Regions from separate parts of the Homo sapiens genome. Here region 1 is linked to region 2. The links are chromatin loops, found by intact Hi-C in ENCODE. Cell type or tissue: B cell. All regions are shown on one strand. Each heading gives the region's core, and the rest is flanking DNA. Links, peaks and the distances in the headings are about the cores only.

Region 1 (11,145 bases), core at 1,534-9,533, 920 kb after region 2:
TTTTTAGTAGAGACAGCATTTCACCATGTTGGCCAGGCTGGTCTCAAACTCCTGACCTCAGGTGATCCACTGGCCTCAGCCTCCCAAAGTGCTGGGATTACAGGCATGAGCCACCAAACCTGGCCAATAGAGAATTTTTAAATGCATTTCCCTTTAAGATCAGGGACAAGGCAAGGATGTTCACTCAATACTACTCTTTAATATAAAACCACCTAATGCTATGAGGAAAAATAAATGAGGTATACATTGTAGAAGGAATTGATAAAACTCATTTGCAAATTATATGAGTGACTACCTTAAAGAACCAACAGAGTCGGGCGCGGTGGCTCACGCCTGTAATCCCAGCATTTTGGGAGGCCGAGGCGGGCGGATCACGAGGTCAGGAGATGGAGACCATCCTGGCTAACACGGTGAAACCCCATCTCTACTAAAAGCACAAAAAATTAGCCAAGTGTGGTGGCGGGCACCTGTAGTCCCAGCTACTCAGGAGGCTAAGGCAGGAGAATGGTGTGAACCCGGGAGGTGGAGCTTGCGGTGAGCCAAGATTGTGCCACTGCACTCCAGCCTGGGTGACAGAGCGAGACTCCATCTCAAAAAAAAAAAAAAAAAGAACAAACAGAATGACAAAAACAACTAATAGGACTAATAAGAGAGTTCAGCAGCCAGGCGTGGTGGCTCACACCTGTAATCCCTGCACTTTGGGAGGCTGAGGCGGATGGATCACCTGAGGTCAGGAGTTCGAGATCAGCATGGCCAACATGAGGAAACCCCATCTCTACTAAAAATACAAAAAATTAGCTGGGCGTGGTGGCACGTGCCTGTAATCCCAGCTACTCAGGAGGCTGAGGCAGGAGAATCACTTGGAACCCGGGAGGTGGAGTTTGCAGTGAGCCGAGATCGCACCACTGCACTCCAGCCTTGGCAACAATAGTAAAACTCCATCTTAAAAAAAAAAAAAGGGGTTCAGCAAGGTTTCCCAATACAAAATCAACATCAACCTGTAAAAATCAAAAGCATTTCTGTATAGCAGCAATAACCAACAAAAAAAAAAAGTAGGAATGAATTTAATACAAGAGACCTCTATTTTAAAGAATTTAAACTCTAACAATAGAAATTGATCTGAATAAAAGAGAGACATTTTATGCTCTTTGCTGGAAAGATTTTGGTAATATATAAGTTATTTTTAACAAATTATCCCAAAACTTAGTGGCTAAAACAATACACATTTATTATTTCACATGGTTTTGGAGAGTCAGGATTCTGAGAGTGGCTTAACTGGGTGGTTCTGACTCAGAGCCTCTCATGAGGCTACAATCAGGATGTTGGCCAGGACTGCAGTTATCTGAAGGCTGGGATCCACCTTTAAGAAGGCTTGCTCACATGGCTGTTGGCAAGAGGCCTTACTTTCTTGCCACCTAGATCCCTCCATAGGGCTGCTCATGACATACCAGCTAATGTCCCACATAATGAGCAGTCTGTGTGACAGAGAGCATGAAGCAGATGTGCCTTTTACAGCCTGGTCTTGGAAATGACACACTATCACTTCCACCTCATTCTGTGCTTTACAATTGAGTCACTAAGTCCAGCACACATGCAAGTGGAAGGAAGTTAGGCTCCAACTCTTGACGAGTACAGTATCAGAGTGTGACCATATCTTAAAACCTCCACAGTTAATATTATTAAGATGTTATTTTGGCCGGGCATGGTGGCTCACACCTGTAATCCCAGCACTTTGGGAGGCCGAGGTGGGTGGATCACCTGAGGTCAGGAGTTTGAGACCAGCCTGACCAACATAGACAAACCCCGTCTCTGCTAAAAATACAAAATTAGCCGAGCATAATGGTGGGTGCCTGTAGTTCCAGCTACCCAGGAGGCTGAAGCAGGAGAATTGCTTGAACCCGGGAGGCGGAGGTTGCAGTGAGCCGAGATTGCACCATTTTACTCCAGCCTGGGCAACAAGAGCGAAACTCCATCTCAAAAAAAAAGACGTTATTTCTCCCAAAATGTAAAAATTCAATGCACTCTCAATAACACTTCCATTACTTTTTTTTTTAATGTTTTGAAACAGGGTCTCACTTTGTTGCCCAGGCTGGAGTGCAGTGGCACGATCATAGCTCACTGCAGACTCCAACTCCTGGGTTCAAGCGATCCTCCTGCCTCAGCCTCCCAGGTAGCTGGGATTTGGGCGAGAGCCACCATGCCTGACCTCATTACTTCTTTTTGTTAGAACTGCAATACACTTACATTAGAATTTAGAATAGTAATGAATCATGGACAGTTAAGACAGCCTTCAAAGAAAGCGTTATGATGGGGATTTGCCCACTAGATATTAAGACATATTAAAGGTGTTAGTAATAAAAGGGAAAAAAAAAACAACAACAAACCTATATTGGCCCAAGAGCTAAGAAGTAGACCAATTAGAAGAGAAGGCCGGGCACGGTGGCTCACACCTGTAATACCAGCACTTTTGGAGGCCGAGGTGGGCAGATCACAAGGTCAGGAGATCCAGACCACGGTGAAACCCCGCCTCTACTAAAAAATACAAAAAAAAAAAATTGGCTGGGTGCGGTAGCAGGCGCCTGTAGTCCCAGCTACTCGGGAGGCTGAGGCGTGAACCTGGAAGGCAGAGCTTACAGTGAGCCGAGATCGCGCCACTGCACTCCAGCCTGAGCGACAGAGCGAGACTCCGTCTCAAAAAAAAAGACCATCCTGGCCAACATGGTGAAACCCCATCTCTACTAAAAATACAAAAATTAGCTGGGCGTGGTTGCACGCGCCTGTAGTCCCAGCTACTCAGGAGGCTGAGGCAGGAAAATCACTTGAACCCAGGAGGCGGAGGTTGCAGTGAGCCAAGATCGCGCCACTGCACTCCAGCCTGGCGACAGAGTGAGACTCTGTCAAAAAAAAAAAAAAAGCTCAGAAGTCAGGTACAATAGTGCTCCCCTGTAATCCCAGTTACTCAGGAGGCTGAGTTGGGGAGAATGCTTGAGGCCAGGAGTCAGCCTGGGCTCATCTCTTAAAAACAACAATAACAACAAAACCAGCAACAAACCACCTCAGAGACAGACCCATATATCTATGGAACTTGATACATGATAGAGGTGGTAAAACACACACAGGGATGGGACAGATTGCTTAATAGATGGTGATGGGGCATCTGGCTCATGACACAGAGAAAAATAAAATTGGAGCTCTATCTCACACCATATACAAGGACGAACTCTACATGGATTAAAGACCTAAATGTGGCCGGGTGCGGTGGCTCATGCCTGTAATCCCAGCACTTTGGGAGGCCGAGGCAGGCGAATCACTTGAGGCCAGGAGTTCAAGACCAGCCTGGCCAACATGGCAAAAACCTGTCTCTACTAAAAATGCAAAAATTAGCCAGGTGTGGTGGCACACACCTGTAATCCTAGCTACGCAGCAGGCTGAGGCAGGAGAATTGCTTGAACCCAGGAGGCGGAGGTTGCAGTGAGCCGAGATAGTGCCATTGCACTCCAGCCTGGGCAACAAGAGCGAAACTCTGTCAAAAAAAAAAAAAAAGAAAGAAAGAAAGAAACTGTAGGGGAACATTTTGTGACCTGGGAAAGAGAATGATTTCTTTAAAAGCACAGACCAGGCCGGGCGTGGTGGCTCACGCCTGTAATCCCAGCACTTTGGGAGGCCGAGGCAGGCGGATCATGAAGTCAGGAGTTTGAGAACAGCCTGAACAACATGGTGAAACCTCATCTCTACTAAAAATACAAAAATTAGCTGGGCATAGTGGCACATGCCCGTAATCCCAGCTACTCAGGAGACTAAAGCAGGAGAATCACTTGAACCTGGGAGGCGGAGGTTGCAGTGAGCTGAGATCATGCCACTGCACTCCAGCCTGAGCGACAGAGTGAGACTCCGTCTCAGAAAAAAGCACAGAACATAGGGGGAAAAATGATTATATCAAAATTATGGATCTTTATTCAACTAAGTTTACTGCTTACAAAGTTAATAACACAAATGCCAGAGCTGGAGAGGCTATTTCCAACACCTAAGGGATTAATAATTAGACTATGTGAGGAATCCCTGACAATAACAGGAAGATAAATATGGGAATTACCCCAACAGGAATATGGATGTACTGTATTCTGTATGTTAGCAAATTTGGTCTGTGTTGGGCAAATTCATTCTATGGATAAGAAATTTAGCCTCTGAGGGCAAACTAACTTATTCTTCGTTGATGTGGCGCTCAGAAGTGAAAAATCTGTCAAATCCATTTATTGTAAAGGTGGCCAAGACACTGAAGACTAAATTGTGAACAGTGGGCTCAGACACTACTTGATTGGGATAAGTCTATTGTGTATTGCGAAAGTCCCTTCTGTGAATCAAGGGCTCAGTTACTTTTTTTTTTTTTTTGAGACTGAGTCTTGCTCTGTCGCCCAAGCTGGAGTGCAGTGGCATGATCTCAGCTCACTGCAACCTCCACCTCCCGGGTTCAAGCGATTATCCCGCCTCAGCCTCCTGAGTAGCTGGGACTACAGGTGCCTACCACCACGCCCGGCTAATTTTTTTTTTTTTTTGTATTGTTAGTAGAGACAGGGTTTCACCATATTGGCCAGGGTAGTCTTGAACTCCTGACCTTGTGATCTGCCCACTTCGGCCTCCCAAAGTGCTGGGATTACAGGCATGAGCCACTGCGCCCGGCAAGGGCTCAGTTACTTTCGAAGAGAGCAAAAATTGCTCTATGGATTGGGATTTACAACCTCTGAAGATCGTAGCATCCTCTTTTGTTTTGTTTTGTTTTCACCCAGGCTGGAGTGCAATGGCGTGGTCTCGGCTCACTGCAACCTCCGCCTCCCGGGTTCAAGCGATTTTCCAGCCTCAGCCTCCCGAGTAGGTGGGACTACAGGCACGTGCCACCACACCCAGCTAATTTTTTTTTTCTTTTTTTTTTTTTTTTTTTTTTTTTGTATTTTTAGTAGAGATGGGGTTTCACCATGTTGGCCATGCAGGTCTCGAACTCCTGAACTCGTGAACCGCCCGCTTTGGCCTCCCAAAGTGCTGGGAATACAGGCGTGAGCCACCGCGCCCGGCCAGCATCCTGTTTTGTAAAAGCCATCTCAGGCAGTCTATTGGTGAGAAAATTAAGGGGCTGGCTTCACGCCAGCAGTCAGACAAGGGTGAGGGCTGAAGTCAGAGATGAGATGGAATGACGCCAGGGAAAAGGGTCCCATGACAGGCGGCTAGATGTTGAGCACAGAGGAGAAAGAGTAGGAGTCAGGGTCAAACCTTAAAACGTTGGGTCTGACATCATGGACTGTGAAGGGTGATGACATCAGTGACGGTGGGGGATAAAATGTCAGGCCTTTAAAGGGTATGAGGTTAAAGAACTAGAAGGTGAAGGAGGTTAACATCAGAGAATGGCAGGGACCTAGAGGAAGACGACTACGATGGTGAGGAAGACATCCGATCCAGCGGGGGAAATGATGGCAAGGACGGGAGGATGATGTCAGGGACAGCAAGTAGTATGAGATTGAGAAGGTTCCTTTGTGGAAGGGATAAAGGCAGCTCAGCCGGTTGTGGGGGGGATGCTGACGTTTAGGGTGCACCAGCTGTTCAAAAGTCGACCCCATTTCCGGAAACACCCCATTTCCGGAAACACCCCATTTCGCGGAGAACACTGCTCCCTTCGCTTTGCTGTCCCTTCCTCTCCCCACCACTCCGCTCCTGCTGGCCTCAGCCAATCAGCACGCACGCCGGGACGCGCAAGGGGAACGTTCCGGGACGTTCTCGCTACGTACTCTTTATCAATCGTCTTCCGGCGCAGCCCCGTCCCTGTTTTTTGTGCTCCTCCGAGCTCGCTGTTCGTCCGGGTTTTTTACGTTTTAATTTCCAGGTAAGTTGCATATGTCCTGCGAAACGGCGGCTCCTCGCCACACACGCGCCGCGCCGGCCGTGACCGGGGAATAGCGAGTGGGGAGAGTAATGGCCACTGACACGTAGGCTTGGCTTTCTCTGGGACGGGCGGGTCCCGTGCTTGGAGGTGAAACATTTCGGTTGGTGGGAGGCCGGCGCGCTGTATCTGAGTGTGAGGCCTACCGGGAGGGACTGGTGGCGTCGGTGGTGGCAGTGACCACGCGACAGCCGACACTTACTTTCCTTATCCCACGTGGCCGCCGCCATCTTGTTCTGCCGGCGTTAAGGGAACGCAGGGATGTTCTGGGCTTGCGCAGTGGCACAAAATGACGGGCGTGGCGGCTATGAATGTGAGAGCATGCGCAATGTGGCCCCCTAATGGTGGCTGCGCTGAGCCAGCTCCTCAGATTACCACCTTATTGGCCGCCTTTCTCAGCTTTTCTGTAGTTACCCATATTTTGTTCCTCTTTCTTGTCTATTTTCTGTGCTTTTTCTCTGCTTTCCGTCTCGCTATTTTCTCACATCTCCATTTTCTTTCTCCTTCCTGCCACCATTCTTCATGTTCTTCCCACAGGACTTGAACTGCCATGTCCTCTGAAGAAGGAAAGCTCTTCGTGGGAGGGCTCAACTTTAACACCGACGAGCAGGCACTGGAAGACCACTTCAGCAGTTTCGGACCTATCTCTGAGGGTGAGACGGGCCATACTCACAATGGGGGTTGGTGAGAGAAAGTCTGGGATCCTTGCATTTCAAGGAGTATTAACTGAAAAGTTAGGACCCACGCCTCCAAATTCTTTTTCTTCCTAAGCCTATGGTGTAGACTAAGGATGAGGGGAAGCGTCTTTGGGATTAGTGGGAGCGCTCCGTTTTCCCTACCTATGCCATCTCCTTTTCCGGCCACCCTTTGCTACTTAACCTTTGGGGTACTGACTGGTCCACATTGCTCCATCTTCTCTCCCTCTCACAGTGGTCGTTGTCAAGGACCGGGAGACTCAGCGGTCCAGGGGTTTTGGTTTCATCACCTTCACCAACCCAGAGCATGCTTCAGTTGCCATGAGAGCCATGAACGGAGAGGTGGGGCCTCCTATCTGCAGAGGGACCTTGTCCCCATCTGCGGCTTCCTTCATTCTTTTTGTTTTTCCCTCTGTGTCTGCTCGGGGCAGCGTGGCCACCAAGCCCCGCAGTGCCCACTCACAGGAGCATGACTGCCTTTTGTTCTAGGGGGTGGAGGGCAGCGGCAGACAGAGCCTGGCCGCCTGGGAGGCGACGACTGGTCCTGCATGAGGCCGAGAAGCCACCTGTGGATGGTTGACCTGCCTTGGGCTTAGGTAGTAGAGTCTGCAGACCTGTGGGCCTGGCCCGGAGAGGACCTCGTGAGTCTTCTGACATGGACTCTGAAGCCTCAAACCAAGAGAGGTGTCTGTCTAGCCCTGATAGTCGGGCAGCTTAGAGGAGTGGGGAGGAGAACTCAGCCTGAGTTCAGTCAAGATGTAAGTAGTAGCAAGGGGAACATGGTGCATTCAGGTCATTTTGTGTGGGATTCTATAGCTCCTGATGAAGCCATTCTGGGGTAAAGGAGCTTATTCTGGAACATGGCACCCAGAACCTGGTGCCCAGCAGGAATTTTTGGCCTCTTTTGCCCACTTACCCTTGCCTGCTCTTCCCTCACCATTGCCCTGACTGACTGCCAACCCATCATCCTTGTGTCTCCCACACTTAGTCTCTGGATGGTCGTCAGATCCGTGTGGATCATGCAGGCAAGTCTGCTCGGGGAACCAGAGGAGGTGGCTTTGGGGCCCATGGGCGTGGTCGCAGCTACTCTAGAGGTGAGTGCAGTGATCGTTTTGATCATGGGGTGAGAGGGAGAGTTGCCTATGTGTGGACAACTGCCATTTAAATATTTTTCTGCTCTAGGTGGTGGGGACCAGGGCTATGGGAGTGGCAGGTATTATGACAGTCGACCTGGAGGGTATGGATATGGATATGGACGTTCCAGAGACTATAATGGCAGGTGGGTAGCCAAAGGGCTGGGATGTTCTCCTATTGCTTCCCTCTCCTTAAGAACTCAGCGCCTGGGTGTTCATGCATACCACACCTTGCTGTTACTAATGTGTACCTAAAATGAGTATGAAATTTAGCATTTTAAGTTAATTGTGTAGTCATATAGTTGCGACATGGTAAAGTATACTATATATGTTGTGCTGTGTGGGTTATATAACTATATTGCTTTAACATGTAATATGATTTAATATACTGCGTATAAATCGTATGCCATAAAACTGTTTACTGTGATACTCATATGCTTAACATATCCTGTTTTTGATACGTAAGGTTTATGTTATGACCCATACTGTAAAATGTGACGCATATAATTACAGTGGTATATATAATGCAGTACCAGAAAACTTTTGTGTGTTTTTTTTCCCCCCCAGAAACCAGGGTGGTTATGACCGCTACTCAGGAGGAAATTACAGAGACAATTATGACAACTGAAATGAGACATGCACATAATATAGGTGAGACTTGGATATCGGCATTGAGTGAACCTGTTTGTCACACTCTGTCATGACCCTCTCACCTTTTCTGGCAAGACTGCTCTGCATTTCTGCTGCCCTCATACCTCACCCAGCCAACCTACCAAACATTCCTAGCTAGGCCTTCCTTGCTCTCAGGTGCATATCAGAGCAAGTTTGCTAGGGGGTGGGATCTGAAAACCCATCTCCTATAATCTTCTACTCTTGTGTGGGATGGAGGAAATGAAGGTGTGTCCCTGTTGTCCAACCCTCAGCATCTTCATCAGCTCTAGGAGGTGAGCATGTTGTCAGCTGTTACTTCATGACATCACAATTCTCCCCCTCTTGCTGTTCCCAGATACACAAGGAATAATTTCTGATCCAGGATCGTCCTTCCAAATGGCTGTATTTATAAAGGTTTTTGGAGCTGCACCGAAGCATCTTATTTTATAGTATATCAACCTTTTGTTTTTAAATTGACCTGCCAAGGTAGCTGAAGACCTTTTAGACAGTTCCATCTTTTTTTTTAAATTTTTTCTGCCTATTTAAAGACAAATTATGGGACGTTTGTAGAACCTGAGTATTTTTCTTTTTACCAGTTTTTTAGTTTGAGCTCTTAGGTTTATTGGAGCTAGCAATAATTGGTTCTGGCAAGTTTGGCCAGACTGACTTCAAAAAATTAATGTGTATCCAGGGACATTTTAAAAACCTGTACACAGTGTTTATTGTGGTTAGGAAGCAATTTCCCAATGTACCTATAAGAAATGTGCATCAAGCCAGCCTGACCAACATGGTGAAACCCCATCTGTACTAAACATAAAAAAATTAGCCTGGCATGGTGGTGTACGCCTGTAATCCCAGTGACTTGGGAGGCTGAGGCAGGAGAATCGCTTGAACCCGGGAGGCGGAGGTTGCAGTGAGCTAAGATCGCGCCACTGTACTCCAGCCTGGGCAACAGCGAGACTCCATCTCAAAAAAAAAGGAAATGTGTATCAAGAACATGATTATCCAGCGGTATTTTCTAATTCAGATCATCAAACTGATTATATAGAAGAGTTGGCTTTAAAATGTTTGCAAATGTCTTTTTTTTTTTAATACTGGAAGAAAAAATATTCTGTTGTGTCTCATACAGTGCTTAGGATGTCTTTCACAGAGCTTATTAAAAAGATGAAACCTGAGAACAAACTGCTTTATTCTTACTCAGCCCATTTTGCAAATTAAAAGTGGGGGCAGAGGTGGGCGGATCACCTGAGGTCAGGAGTTCGAGACCAGCCTGGCCAACAGGGCAAAACCCCATCTCTACTAAAAATACAAAAGTTAGCGGGGCGTGGTGGCGGGTGCATGTAATCCCAGCTACTCGGGAGGCTGAGGCAGGAGAATTGCTTGAACCCAGGAGGCGGAAGTTGCAGTGAGCTGAGATTGTGCCACTGCACTCCAGCCTAGGTGACAGCAAGACTCTGTCTCAAAAAAAAAAAAATGGCACATCAACGAGAGGGAGGCTTGGAGAATATTTGGTTGGTGGGTGGGCAGGGACTGCCAGAGGGTTAGGTGTACATTGAGGCCTGAGGCCTGCTGGAATTGGGTTTCCTTAACTGGTCTCTTATCTTAGTCCCATTGTTCTGAGAACATAAGCACCTAATCTCATGGCGTGAGCTAATCCCTATCATAAATAGTGGTACCAGTTCATTCCTTCCCCTGAAATGATGGGGGTTGGGCAGAGATGCACTGAACTCATCTTTGTGTATGAGGGCCATGAGAGAGGCCTGGTTTGAAAACAATGCTAAGAGCTCAGATTCCAGGATTTATGTAGGGGCTCTTCTACTTCCCAGGTATTTGACCTCAGGTGAGTCATTTAATTTCAGCCTTATGCCATTTTACATTTTCTGTGGAGGGTTAGGTTAATTGGCATATAAAGCCACTGAGAAGAGTTGGCAAAGCTCTCAGTCACGGGGATTTGATCTTTTTTGGTGTGTGTGTGTCTTGGGTGGTAAAGTGGTAATTTTGTAATTCTAGCTGGTCTTAGTTCCTCAGTTCTGCTCCCTTTAGTCATGGTTCTTTCTAGTGGCTGTATTGAGGCCCCATGGGTGTTATCCCTCCATTGGTTCTAGTTTGGAACAGAAAAATCTGTTGTATTCATGGCTTTCACCTGGCTAATACTGAGCTAAGTTACCACCAGGTTGCAAACTCCAGGACATTATTGTCCTGAGCTGCCTATTCCCTTGCTGGTGCGTTGTGGAACCCTGTATTATTAGTTCCAGTCCTGGAGGCCTGCCTCCTGAGTTTCCCAGCTAGTTGGGACAGGCCCCAATATCCCTTCTTCCTGTAACCCAAACAGTCATGAATTTGCTTTGGCAGGTGGATGGAGACTTGGGAACTTCCACCTCACCCACTAAGCCAGGCCCAGGCTATGGGGCATTGTGGCTAACCCCACCAGGTGGATACTTGGTCTGAGGACGCATCTTATTCTGGGCCTTTAGGGAGCTAAGGCAGTGAGAATTGGCAGGAGGACTGCTGTGAATGCCTTGTAGGTCGGGGGATTGGAGGGGGTCCTCTGCTCCCTGTCTCTCAGGATGGCAATGTACCTCTCACCCCCAGTGTCAGCTGAGGTAGGATCCATAATCAGTAATATTCCTGCAACAAAATGTTCCTAAGTGGAATCAATGAAGACCAAAATTTATTTGTATAACAACTCTAAACCTGCTCTGCTCTGCTGTGTTTACAATGTGCTTTGTGATCATCCAGC
Region 2 (10,821 bases), core at 11-8,010:
TTTCGTTCCTTGCCATATTCCAGCACCTAGAAGAGTGCCTGGTACTCACAAGGGGCTCAGTAAAGGTTGGTTGCAGGAACAGTCCCAACTAATTAGCTCTCATATCCCTTCTTCTTCCTCATGTGACCCCTACACTGGTGTCTCAAATTATCTTTTTCCCATTTATTCATGGGATAAATTCTTATTGAGCATCTGCTGTTTACCTGGTACATTTTCAGTTGCTGGAGACATAGCGGTGAATGAGCAGACAAAAACTGAGTCCTCATGGGACTCACATTCTAATGAGGAGAGACAGACAACAAACAAGTAACCCACACAGTGTGTCAGACAGTGATAAAGGGCAACGGGACAAATCAGGGACCTGGCTTGAGCCCTGCTGGGTGTGCAGCTTCAGATGGTCAGGGAGGGGTTGACTTTTTTTGTTTTTACAAGTAGCATTGTTAGGAACTTCTTTTTTATACATGTGCCTTTGTATAGTATATTCTAAGTACCATGGTGTGACAATCAACCTTTAATGAAATAACACTACCCAGGTACAACAAAATCAAATCACTCTTAGAAACATCTTTTACGCCTGTGCCTTTAAGAGAGTGTATTACACACACCACAGTGGTTGTTTTTTGGGTTTTTTTTTTTCAGAAAAAGGGATCTCGCTATATTGCCCAGGCTGGCCTGGAACTCCTGGGCTCAAGCTATCCTCCCACCTCAGCCTCCCGAGTAGCTGGGACTATAAGTGCACACCCCTGTGCCCAGCTACACACCACAGTTTTGTGAACACATTCTTTCAATGCAACAACACAGTCCTTATTCACATATACAACTAGCACTCTTAGAAACAGCTTTTATACCTATGCCTTTACAGAGCATATTACGTACCTCAGTCTTGTGAACACATCCTTTTGAAAAGGAGGAAAACCCTTACTCATATATAAACTGGCATTCTTAGAAACATCTTTCATACATGTATCTTTTTATACTGCATTCCACACACCACAGTGTGGTAAACATCCTTTGGGGGTTGGTATTTGAACAGAGTGCTGAAAGGAACCATGCAGAGATCTGGGGGTGGTGTTCAAGGCACAAAGAACAGCCAATGCAAAGGCCCTGAGGCTGGCCCATGCCTGCTATGTTTGAGGAGCTGTGTGGTGGAACCAGTGTGGTTGGAGCACAGTAAGGGGGTGGGAAGGTATAGGCGGTAATGCTAGAAAGGTTACTTGTTTTACCATTAATTCACAGTTAATATTTATTTACACTGGAAGGGATTCTAGTTCTGATCCCCCATTTCACAAATGAAGAAAAAGGCACAGAGAGGAAGTGGTTAAATCACTCATCTAAGGTCACACAGCTGCTGGGATTGGGGGGTGGGTGGGTGCTGAGAGAAGGTGAGGAATGAAGACTGCTCTGCAGGCAGAGGGAACAGCAAGAACAAAAGCTTGGAGGTGAGAACTAATTTGGTTTTTAAGGACTGAGGCCTCACGTGGGGTGGGATGAGATCTAAGAGGGGAGCCTCAAAAATTATCCTGTGTCCTGAGTACTTCCTGGGCCACCTTTGAGTAAGGAATTTAACCTCCCTATGGCCCAATTCCCTCACTACCTATCTCATGGGGTTGTGGTGAGGATTAAAGGAACTCATTCATATGAAACACTCTGCCTGATATACGGCAGGTGCTCAATAAACGCTAGCTCCTATTGGCATTACTATCATCACTGGCGCTAATGTATTCACTTATTGTAGTGAGGCAGAACGTCTTTGTGGTTACGAGTGTGACCAGGCTGACCCACTATTAAGAGGTGGAGGACAGGGAAGGCCGTACAGTGCTCCATCACAAGGAAAAGAGGATCAGCACGTTCTCTTCTGGGAAGGGAAAAAAAAAGAGAAGGAAATTGAAAGTACACGGCCGATCTTCCCCCAATTACAAAGCACTGGACTCACGGGAGGGTATGCGGGGGACTGTGCAAGCATACAGGGGTGTGGGGGAGGAAGGCCAATGAACAGATCCACTGCAAAGGGAGGGGTGATGAGGCTCATCGTCTGAGGGGAAGGGGAGCAGAAAACCTTACAGACTCCTGCACCACAGTGAGAGGAGAGAAAAGCCATCACACAGACTGATTCAAAGCAGAGAGGGAAAAGGCTATGGACTGAGCTACTGAAAATAGGGAGATGTAAAGCACTAAACTAACCCACTATTAAAAAGGAGAGAACCCCAAGCGCTAGAGCGACAGTCTACGAAAAAGAGGAGACAGGGCAATGGACTGATAGCTAAAGGGACGTGAATCCAAACATGAAGACTGATCCACTATAAAATGGTGGTGGTGGTGGTGGGGGGGGGGGGTGGTTTTGAAAAAAGCCATGGACTGATGCATTGGGGGACTGGAGGAGGCAGGAATACAAACTCAGGTAGACTCACTGTTAAAGAGGGATGCGGAGGAGTGCGGCGCCACGGATTGATTCGCTACGATGTACAGGAAGGGTGGAATAAATAAGGCCACGGACGGGTCTCCTGAAAGTTGAGGCTAGGAGAAATCCAAACACTCAGATACACCTACTATTAAGGGGGCTGAACACTGTCACAGGCTAGCTCCCTATAAGTGGGGGTGGGTGGGGGGCGGGTGGGGGTAGGGGTAGGGGGAAAGCCTATGGACGAGTCCACCCTAAGTTGGCGTGGGGAAAAACATAAGCACGCAGACCGATCCATTATACAACGGGAGGGGGAGGTTAGGCCACGGTCAGATCCACTATAAGGGACGAAGGGCTTGAGCAATGCCACACGCAGGTCCACCAGCCGTGGTGGTGGCGGCGGGGAGTCGAACACCAGCAGGCCACCGGCCAAGCCACATCCTCTGCGCGGGGGCGGGAAGGATACGTGGGGTCACGGACTGGGCCCTCCACCCTCCAGGCCCAGAGCTCACCTGTGTGTAGCGTGGCGGTGGCGTTGGCAATGTTGGCAGCTCCGGGGGGCGGGGGCTCCATACGCGGCCCCACCGCCCCCCAGGCCTGGGTTCCGAGGCGGCGGTGGAGGTGGTGGTGGCGGTGGCGGCGGCAGCACCTAGAAGCCGCCCCTGCGTTTCCCTACAGCTCACGTGGGCCCGAGGAGGAGGAGCCCAATGTCCCGCCGCTCGCTGATTGGCCAAAGCGCTATTAATCGGCCGCAAGGCCTCGAGGGGTTGGGGGACGGGCCCTTCCCTACAGAGCTGTGCCGTGATTGGCGTAAGGGGAAATGATGGAACGCTCACGGCCCCTGGAGTCCCGAGGAGGCGCGTTCGGCCTTCACGGTGCTCCACGCCGATTGGCTCAAGGACTGACGGACTGTGAGCAACTGAAAAGGCTCGGGGCCTGTGTCGGGGGGGCGGGGGTCTGCCTCACACTGATTGGCTTACATGGGATTGATGGAAGACAGCCCCCAAGGACGGGGGTGGGTGGCCCTGTTTTTCTCTGATTGGCGGACGAGGGACTTCTAGACCCCTGCCAAAACACCAAGGGGGCGGTGTCGCACGCCATGCTGCTCAGCGGAAGCAGGGCTTGTATAGAAATGGGCGTAGCAGCCGGCGGGAGTGGGTCGGACTGGGCTCCGCGTAGGCGGGCAGGGCAGCTCTACGGTTAGACAAGACCATAGAGCTGGGTAAAGACGAATTTAGAACACAGCGGAGGTAGGAGGGCAGGATGGCTGTCAGGCACACGAAAGAGCATTGAGTGGCAGAAACGAAATGCTTTCAGAGGGCAGGGTTGAACTGCGGCCAGAGTTAAAAAGGGGAGGAACCTGGCTCTGCATTGATTGGCGGTGGCTGGACTCAACCTAGAATAGGGGCCCGACTAGGGAGAGCGGGATCCAGGTCTGTGCCCATTGGAAGCTGGAACACTTACAAGCAGGGGCTAAGACAAGGTAGGGCTGAGTTAGGGTTTGGGTGTAATTTGGGGTACCTGGGGAATGATTGGGTGTGTGAAAGCGTAAACCTTAGGGCCCTTTGATTGTTGTGGGAATGAACAAACCTCCACCATGAATTGGCCCATTCTCTATGGCAATTCAAAGGGTGGCGTCTAGGAAAAGGAATGGAAGAAAGGGTGAGGTGGGGGGCCCAGGTTGCCAAGATGACAGAAGAGAGGGCAGTGCATAAGGTCAACTGGCAAATACTGCCAGGCAACAGGCTGGAGGCAGGACTGCTGGGGCATTTTGGAGGTTCCACAGAGAGACTGGATCTCTGGGTCTCTCAGTAACTTTGTGCCCTAGGAACAGGCCCCCGTGGCAACTAGCAGGGTTTATGGGGAAAAAGAAGGGCCATGTGACTCAAAGGCATTCAGGCTCTTTAATGTCTGAGGATGGGGGGAAGAAGTCAATGGTGAGGCTTCTCTGGGAAATTCTGCAGGCCTTGTAGTTCTCTAAGCCCCTGAAAAAGAGGACAGAAGAGATTGAACAAAGACTGGGTCTGGGTTACGCCCCCAGGCTTGCTCTGACCTCCCTCCCTTGACTCCAGTTTAGAGGGAAAGATGGTCCTTCCCTTCTTTCGCTCTCTTCCTTCTTCAGGTCACCACCCTAAACACAGAGTCTGGTAGTGGGGTGAGCTGCTCTCACCTCTAGCAACATGTGGATATGGGCTTTGATATTCATGGAGTCCTTGGTGAGGCTGTTGCTGAGCCTAGAGAAAAGAAACAAGAAAGGGCAAAATGGGCCCCACATGATTATGATGACCCTTCCTTATCACTTCAAGATCTACTTATATCCTGGATGATTTCCACCTGGCTCATTCCTATGTGGAAATGCCAAGCCACCATCTGGTTTTCACTGATTCAAAGATTATTAAATGCCTACTGTATGCCAGGCAATTTTAGGCACTGGGAGATAGCAGCAAACACAACAAACAAAACTCCCGGCCTGATGGACTTCAAATTCTTGTAAAGAAAGACATAACAAAAAACCAATGGAATAAAAGCTATGTGTCAGATGGTTCTAACTACAATAACAAAAATTAAAAATGAGAGACAATAAGGAGTACAGGAGTGGGGGGCTGCAATTTTAAAGAGGGCTCAGGGATGGCTTCACGGAGAAGCATTTGAGTAAAGACTTAAAGACAGTGAATTTTGAGTAGTGTGGCTATATGGAGGATGTGTTCCACACACAAGGGGCAGCAAACACAAAGGCACTGAGGTGGGAGTGTGCCTGGCATGTTTGAGGTGCAGCAAAGAGGCCACTCTGGCTGGAGAAGAATAAGTGAAGGGGGAATGTAAGAGGTGAGGTCAGAGAGGTAATGAGGGAGACAAACTGTGTGAAGCCTACAAGGCCATGGTAAGGACCCTGGCTTTGACCTTAAGTGAGATGGGAGCCAAGGGAAGGTTGCAGCAGAGGAAGGAGGTTGAATTACATGAACCAGTCAGTTGACTCCTTTTCTCTAAGCCAGTTTGGATCAGATCTCGCCCAAAAGAATCCTAATTGATATAAAGGGTCAAGGAAGGCCTTTCTCAAGAATGAAGAATGAGAAGGAATCGAAGAATGCCTAATGGTTAAGCAGTAGGAAGGCCTTTTCCACAAAAAGGACAAGAGGCAACAAAGAGCTGTTTGAGAAGCAGTGAGGTCAGAGTGTTAGAAATTGAGTGGGGAGGGAAAGTGGCCTAAGACAAGGTCCAAGAGATAGGAAGAGGTTAGATCACACAGGGTCTTAATATAATAAGGAATGTGGATTTTATTGTGCTGTCAATGTAGGAGTCAGTTTGAGGGGTAAATGAAACTAAATACTGTTGGAAAAGCAGAGAGCAATAAGATAGGATGTTAAATTGGAAAAAAAAGTAGTATGAACCCATGTATATACCAATATCTCCCACATTTTTATTTCTAGCCCAGAACTCTCTCCTGAACTTGACTAGTTTTAATGACATCTTCTAAAAATCCACTTCAGTGTTTAATAAGTGCCTCATACTTAACAGGTTCCAGACTAAATTCCTGACCTTCCCCTCCAAATCTACTCCTCCCCTAACTTCTCCATCTCAGATAATGGCAACTCCATCCCTCCAGTTGCTCAGCCAAAAACCTGGGCTCCTCTCTCTCACACTTCACATCCAGTCAGCCATTCTTCTTAAAATCATGACTGTTCCATTGCAGGTAATGCTTCTGATCTCCATGATATGCTTTCTCCATAGCACTGTCAACATCTGACATACTACATCATTCATTTGTTTATTGTTTGTCTCCCCTGACTAGAATGTCAGCTGTATGAGGGCAGATTTTGTTTTTTTTTGTTTCCTGCTCTATCCCCAGGGACCAGAACAGTGTGTGGCACAGAGGAGGCACCCAACGTATGTTGAATGAATAAGTGACTACTCCATTAAAAGGAACCTGAGGTTGGCTGAGTGTATGTTTAGGGACAGGAAATAAATGAAGTATGGGTGTTGTTGCCAGAGAGCAAGAATACTTTCAAGAATATTCTGGGGGTAATGCTTAAAGAACAGAAGAATGAACCTGATCAGCTCCTAAGGGACAATTTTAACATCAAAAAAGAGAACAAAATTAGTTAATGGTGTAAGCTTACCTTATGAAAACCTATGAGTTCAACACTTTAAAAGGGAGAAAAATACAGAGTTCACCAAATGCTAGCTGTAACACAAAAGGGATATGTTTATTACTGCTGATTTATTTTTATTTGCTATGTGAGAAGCAAATTACTACTGATTTAGTATGTAAGGCAGTGTGAATAGTCATATGGTTATGCTTTTTTTTTTTTTTTTGAGATGGAGTCTCACTGTGTCGCCCAGGCTGGAGTGCAGTGGCGTGATCTCGGCTCACTGCAACCTCCACCCTCCGAGTTCAAGCGATTCTCCTGCCTCAGCCTCCTAAGTAGCTGGGATTACAGGCGCCTGCCACCGTTCCCGGCTAATTTTTTGTATTTTTAGTAGAGACGGGGTTTCACTATCTTGGACAGGCTGGTCTTGAACTCCTGACCTCGTGATCCACCCACCTCGGCCTCCCAAAGTGCTGGGATTACAGGTGTGAGCCACCGCGCCCGGCCGTTAGGCTGTTTCTTCTATAATTACATGTCTATTCATGAGATGTGGATGTGTACTCCTTTCTGTGTCATCAGGAAAGAATATAGAGATTTCATCCCTTCCACTTCCCAAACAAAGAAATATACTAAGAACAGGAAGAACTGACACTTTTGATCACATAAAATGACCAGAAAGTTAGTTCAAAGTATATCCCAAGTAACCAAATATTTTTAAAGGACAGCCAGCTACATAGACTCAAATCTTCATCTCTTAGAAAAATTAAACTTCTAGACAGTCCTACTAATTACAATAAAGCAGTAAGACTCAACCATATTTTTCATCACACTAACAGACCAGGTCAGTACATCAAAAAGACCAGGCAAGGGGGCAGGCACTGACAATTTAAATACTTCATTTTGGGGAAGTACGTGGAGTCTCAAAACATTAAAATCTATTTGATAGGCTCAGGAATCCTGTGACATAACAAGGAAAGCCTTCTTATACAAACTAGACTTTAGCTGGGCGCGGTAGCTCACACCTGCAATCCCAGCACTTAGGGAGGCTGAGGTGGGCAGATCATCTGAGGTCGGAGTTTGAGACCAGCCTGGCCAACATGGCAAAACCCTGTCTCTACTAAAAATACAAAAATTAGTCGGGAGTGGTGGTGGGTGCCTGTAGTCCCAGCTACTTGGGAGGCTGAGGCAGGAGAATCCCTTAAGCCCAGGAGGCAGAGGTTGCAGTGAGCCAAGATCGCACCACTGCACTCCAGCCTGGGCGACAAGAGCAAAATTCCGTCTCAAAAACAAAGTGGACTTGGTCTAAATGACCACCAGTTCAGAATTGTGTTGACCATGAAAGCAGGCCGTTTAATTAAACTATTTGCTAATTGGTCTGAACACCAAGAATCAGAAATCTCAGCAGGTCTGAGGTTCTTTTGGGTCCACTAGCACCTGCTAGTCCTTCCCATGGCTGGAAAGGTTTGAAAAGATAAAAATTACTGAAACTCTAAGGGAGGCAACTCTGGAAAAAATGAATGTAGAACAGACATAAACACAAAACACAACCAACAAAGAAGTTTAAATCAATGGTACTCACACTTGTGAGATGTTGTTAATCTAAGTGTATTGCTCAGTGCCCCCATGCTCATTCCATTGAAACCAAGCTCACCTCTCTTGGTAGTTTCACTAGCATACCAGGCACACTATTCCTCTTGCCAGGAATGCTCTTCGCCAGATAGCCCCATGGCTTTGTCACTCAGTCAAATGATTCAAATGTCCCTTCCTCTGGGAGGCCTTCCCTAGCTACATTTCAAATCCCTCATCTATGCTCCCAACTGCCCTTCCCTGCACAAAACCGTAAATCAAGCTTGTCCAACCTGCAACCAGTGGGCCACATGCGGTCCAGGACGGCTTTGAATGCAGCCCAACACAAATTCATAAACTTTCTTAAAACATTATGTGATTTTTTTTTGCAACTTTTTTATTTTAGCTCATCAGCTATCATTAGCATTAGTGTATTTTATGTATGGCCCAAGACAAATCTCCCAATGTGGCCCACGGAAACCAAAAGATTGGACACTCCTGCCTTAAACTCAACTGGAGCCCACATTTTCTCTCCCCATCACCCCCAACACAGATCTGCTTCAATAACCACTTTAATATGCTTCCAGCATACCCTTTCAAATTATTTCAACAAACACAAAGCCGGGTACAGCAGTGCGCCTGTAGTCCCAGTTACTTGGCAGGCTGAAGCAAGGGGATTGCTTGAGCCCAGGAGTTTGAGGATGTAGTATGCTATGATCGCAGCTGTAAACAGTCACTGCATTCCAGCCTGGGCAACACAGCGAGACACCATCTCTTAAAAACAAAAACACAGAGTGTCTACTATATGCTTGTACTACTCTAGTCACCTGGGTATAAGGGAATAAACCAAATCTCCCCCTTTGTAAAACTTACATTCTAATTGGAGGAGACAACATGAGAAAGAAATTACATAGTAAATATTAGGGGGTGATAAGTGTTAGTAGAAAAAAAGTAGAAGGAGGGGAATCAAGCATGCCAGGGGCTGTAATTTGAAAGTTAGGTTACAGAGGGCCTTGTTGAGGAAGTGACATTTAAGCAAGACGAGTGAGTGAGGAGAAAGGAAGCCATGTGGGTACTGGGGGAAAGAGCAGTGCAGGCAGAGAGAACAGCTACAGCAATATCCCTGGGGTGGGATCATTCTTGGGGTGTTGAAAGAAGCATGTGAAGGTGAGTGTGGCAGGAACACAGTGAATGAATAGTAAAATTAGCAGGAAGTGAAATCATAGGTAACTAGTTTTCTTGTTACCAATTCTAACAGGCTGAGACCTCATGGATCTGGTCATAATTGTATTTATGTATAACAGTATAGTCCTTCTAGATTGTAAGCCTTCAAGGAACTCTTCTGTCTTGTTCACTGCTGCATTCCCACTGCTAAGCACAGTGCCTGGCATACAGAAGATGCCCAATAAATGTTTGCGTGAATGAACAATACAAAGATCATTTTTTGAGTGCTTATTATGTGCTACACATGGGCTTTGCAACCCCATTTCTTCAGCCCCAGCTCTGAAGAGGAGGGGAGATGAGTCCTTAAGTATCATTCCAGGCAGCCATGGGTAAAGGGAGAAGAGTGTTGGAAATGGTGGTGTTTTTACACACTATCCTCATGGAATGGACTTACTCTGTGAGGAGAGAGCTCTTACGATCAATGAACTTGAGAGCTTCTGCCAGTGTCAACTCCAGGAAAAAACCATATCCCAGGGCCACATAGATGCGTGAAGTATCTGGGCTGAGGAAAGAGAGGTTAGAGGAAGTGGGGAGAAGTCCTTATCACTGTTTAGCATAGTTTATGTTTTGCTCCCCACCCTTCCCCAAATTGAGGCTCTGGGAAGGCAGGGATTTTGTCCTATTTTATTCACTGTCACATCCCCAGCACCTAGCTTATATCCTACTGGGATATAAAACCTCGCATAGTGCCTGGTACATAGAAGATACTCAAAAAAATATAAGTTGCATGAGGGAAGGGGTAAGCTGAACCCTGTGGGCTCAGAGGGGCGGGTAGACACTCACACCACTGTGTCAACGAAGAAGTTACAGCCCAAATCCACCTGCATATATAACTCCGAGTGCTTAGCTTCCTGTGGGGCCAGGGAAAAAGAGGTAGGGGTCAGTGGTGAACTCTTAGGTCAGGTGACAGGGTTGGGTCTGGAGTCTCTCTTCCCATTTCCCTCCCTTGCCCACACATACCAAAAAAATGGTACCCAATCCCATAGTCTTTACCTGGAGTCGCTCAATGACATTTCTCAGTTGAAGGTATTTGGCCAGCTGCTCATATACCTTGTCTCGATGGTCCAGCACCTTTCTGATGGGACGAAAGTACAATGGTGACCAATAGGCAGCCCCATTCCTCCTAGTATACCTCATATCATGACCCTCTGAGACTCTCATGTCACCATACACTGAAAAGGCTTTTTAGTGCATAAGTTAATTTTCGGCTCTGGGTCAGACTGCCTGGGTTTGGATCTGGGCTCTATCCTTTATAGATGTGTGACTTTGGCAAGTAAATAACCTGTTTGGGACTCAGTTTCCCCATTTATAAAATACAGATGACAGTATTACCTTGTAGAGTCATTAGGATTAAATGAGCGTTTACTACAAAGCATCTAGAATAATGCTTATCAAATGGTAAACTCTCTATATACATGTTAGTTATAATTACTATTATTATACTCCCAATACTGAACTCCAATCATAATGTCCCATCCTCACCCTAGAAAAATCCTCCATCCCTTTTAGGATGCTCATAGGCCTAGTTCTGAACACCTTATTTCC

The links. Peaks named below come from ENCODE experiments on the same cell type or tissue, not always from the same donor. Only the 100,000 strongest peaks of a DNase experiment are listed, where the experiment ranks them.
Region 1: it touches region 2 in a loop (6-fold over the local background); 3 of 110 quality-filtered maps call a loop at or near these places.

Annotation. Positions count from the first base shown.
Region 1 is chrX:48,568,705-48,579,849 of GRCh38, forward strand. RBM3 (RNA binding motif protein 3) reads left to right here and starts at 5,780. Exons shown (of 7, transcript NM_006743.5): 1 at 5,780-5,869; 2 at 6,464-6,579; 3 at 6,857-6,963; 4 at 7,610-7,715; 5 at 7,804-7,900; 6 at 8,322-8,405; 7 at 8,761-11,145. The coding sequence starts at 6,477. The coding sequence ends at 8,382. RefSeq lists a cis regulatory region at 4,913-5,898, enhancers at 5,655-6,854, 5,838-6,107 and a silencer at 9,865-10,074. In B cell, for the core only: a CTCF peak has its summit at 6,310; DNase peaks (open chromatin) are centred at 5,667 and 6,207; H3K4me3 peaks cover 1,745 bases; H3K27ac peaks cover 2,383 bases.
Region 2 is chrX:47,647,513-47,658,333 of GRCh38, forward strand. It overlaps ELK1 (ETS transcription factor ELK1), which reads right to left and starts at 3,051. Exons shown (of 7, transcript NM_001114123.3): 1 at 2,911-3,051; 2 at 2,409-2,514. UXT (ubiquitously expressed prefoldin like chaperone) reads right to left here. Exons shown (of 7, transcript NM_004182.4): 3 at 10,270-10,351; 4 at 10,060-10,127; 5 at 9,671-9,778; 6 at 4,569-4,632; 7 at 4,284-4,383. The coding sequence ends at 4,330. RefSeq lists a cis regulatory region at 2,514-3,494 and a silencer at 2,826-3,235. In B cell, for the core only: no CTCF peak of the experiment used is centred there; a DNase peak (open chromatin) is centred at 3,289; H3K4me3 peaks cover 1,554 bases; H3K27ac peaks cover 1,594 bases.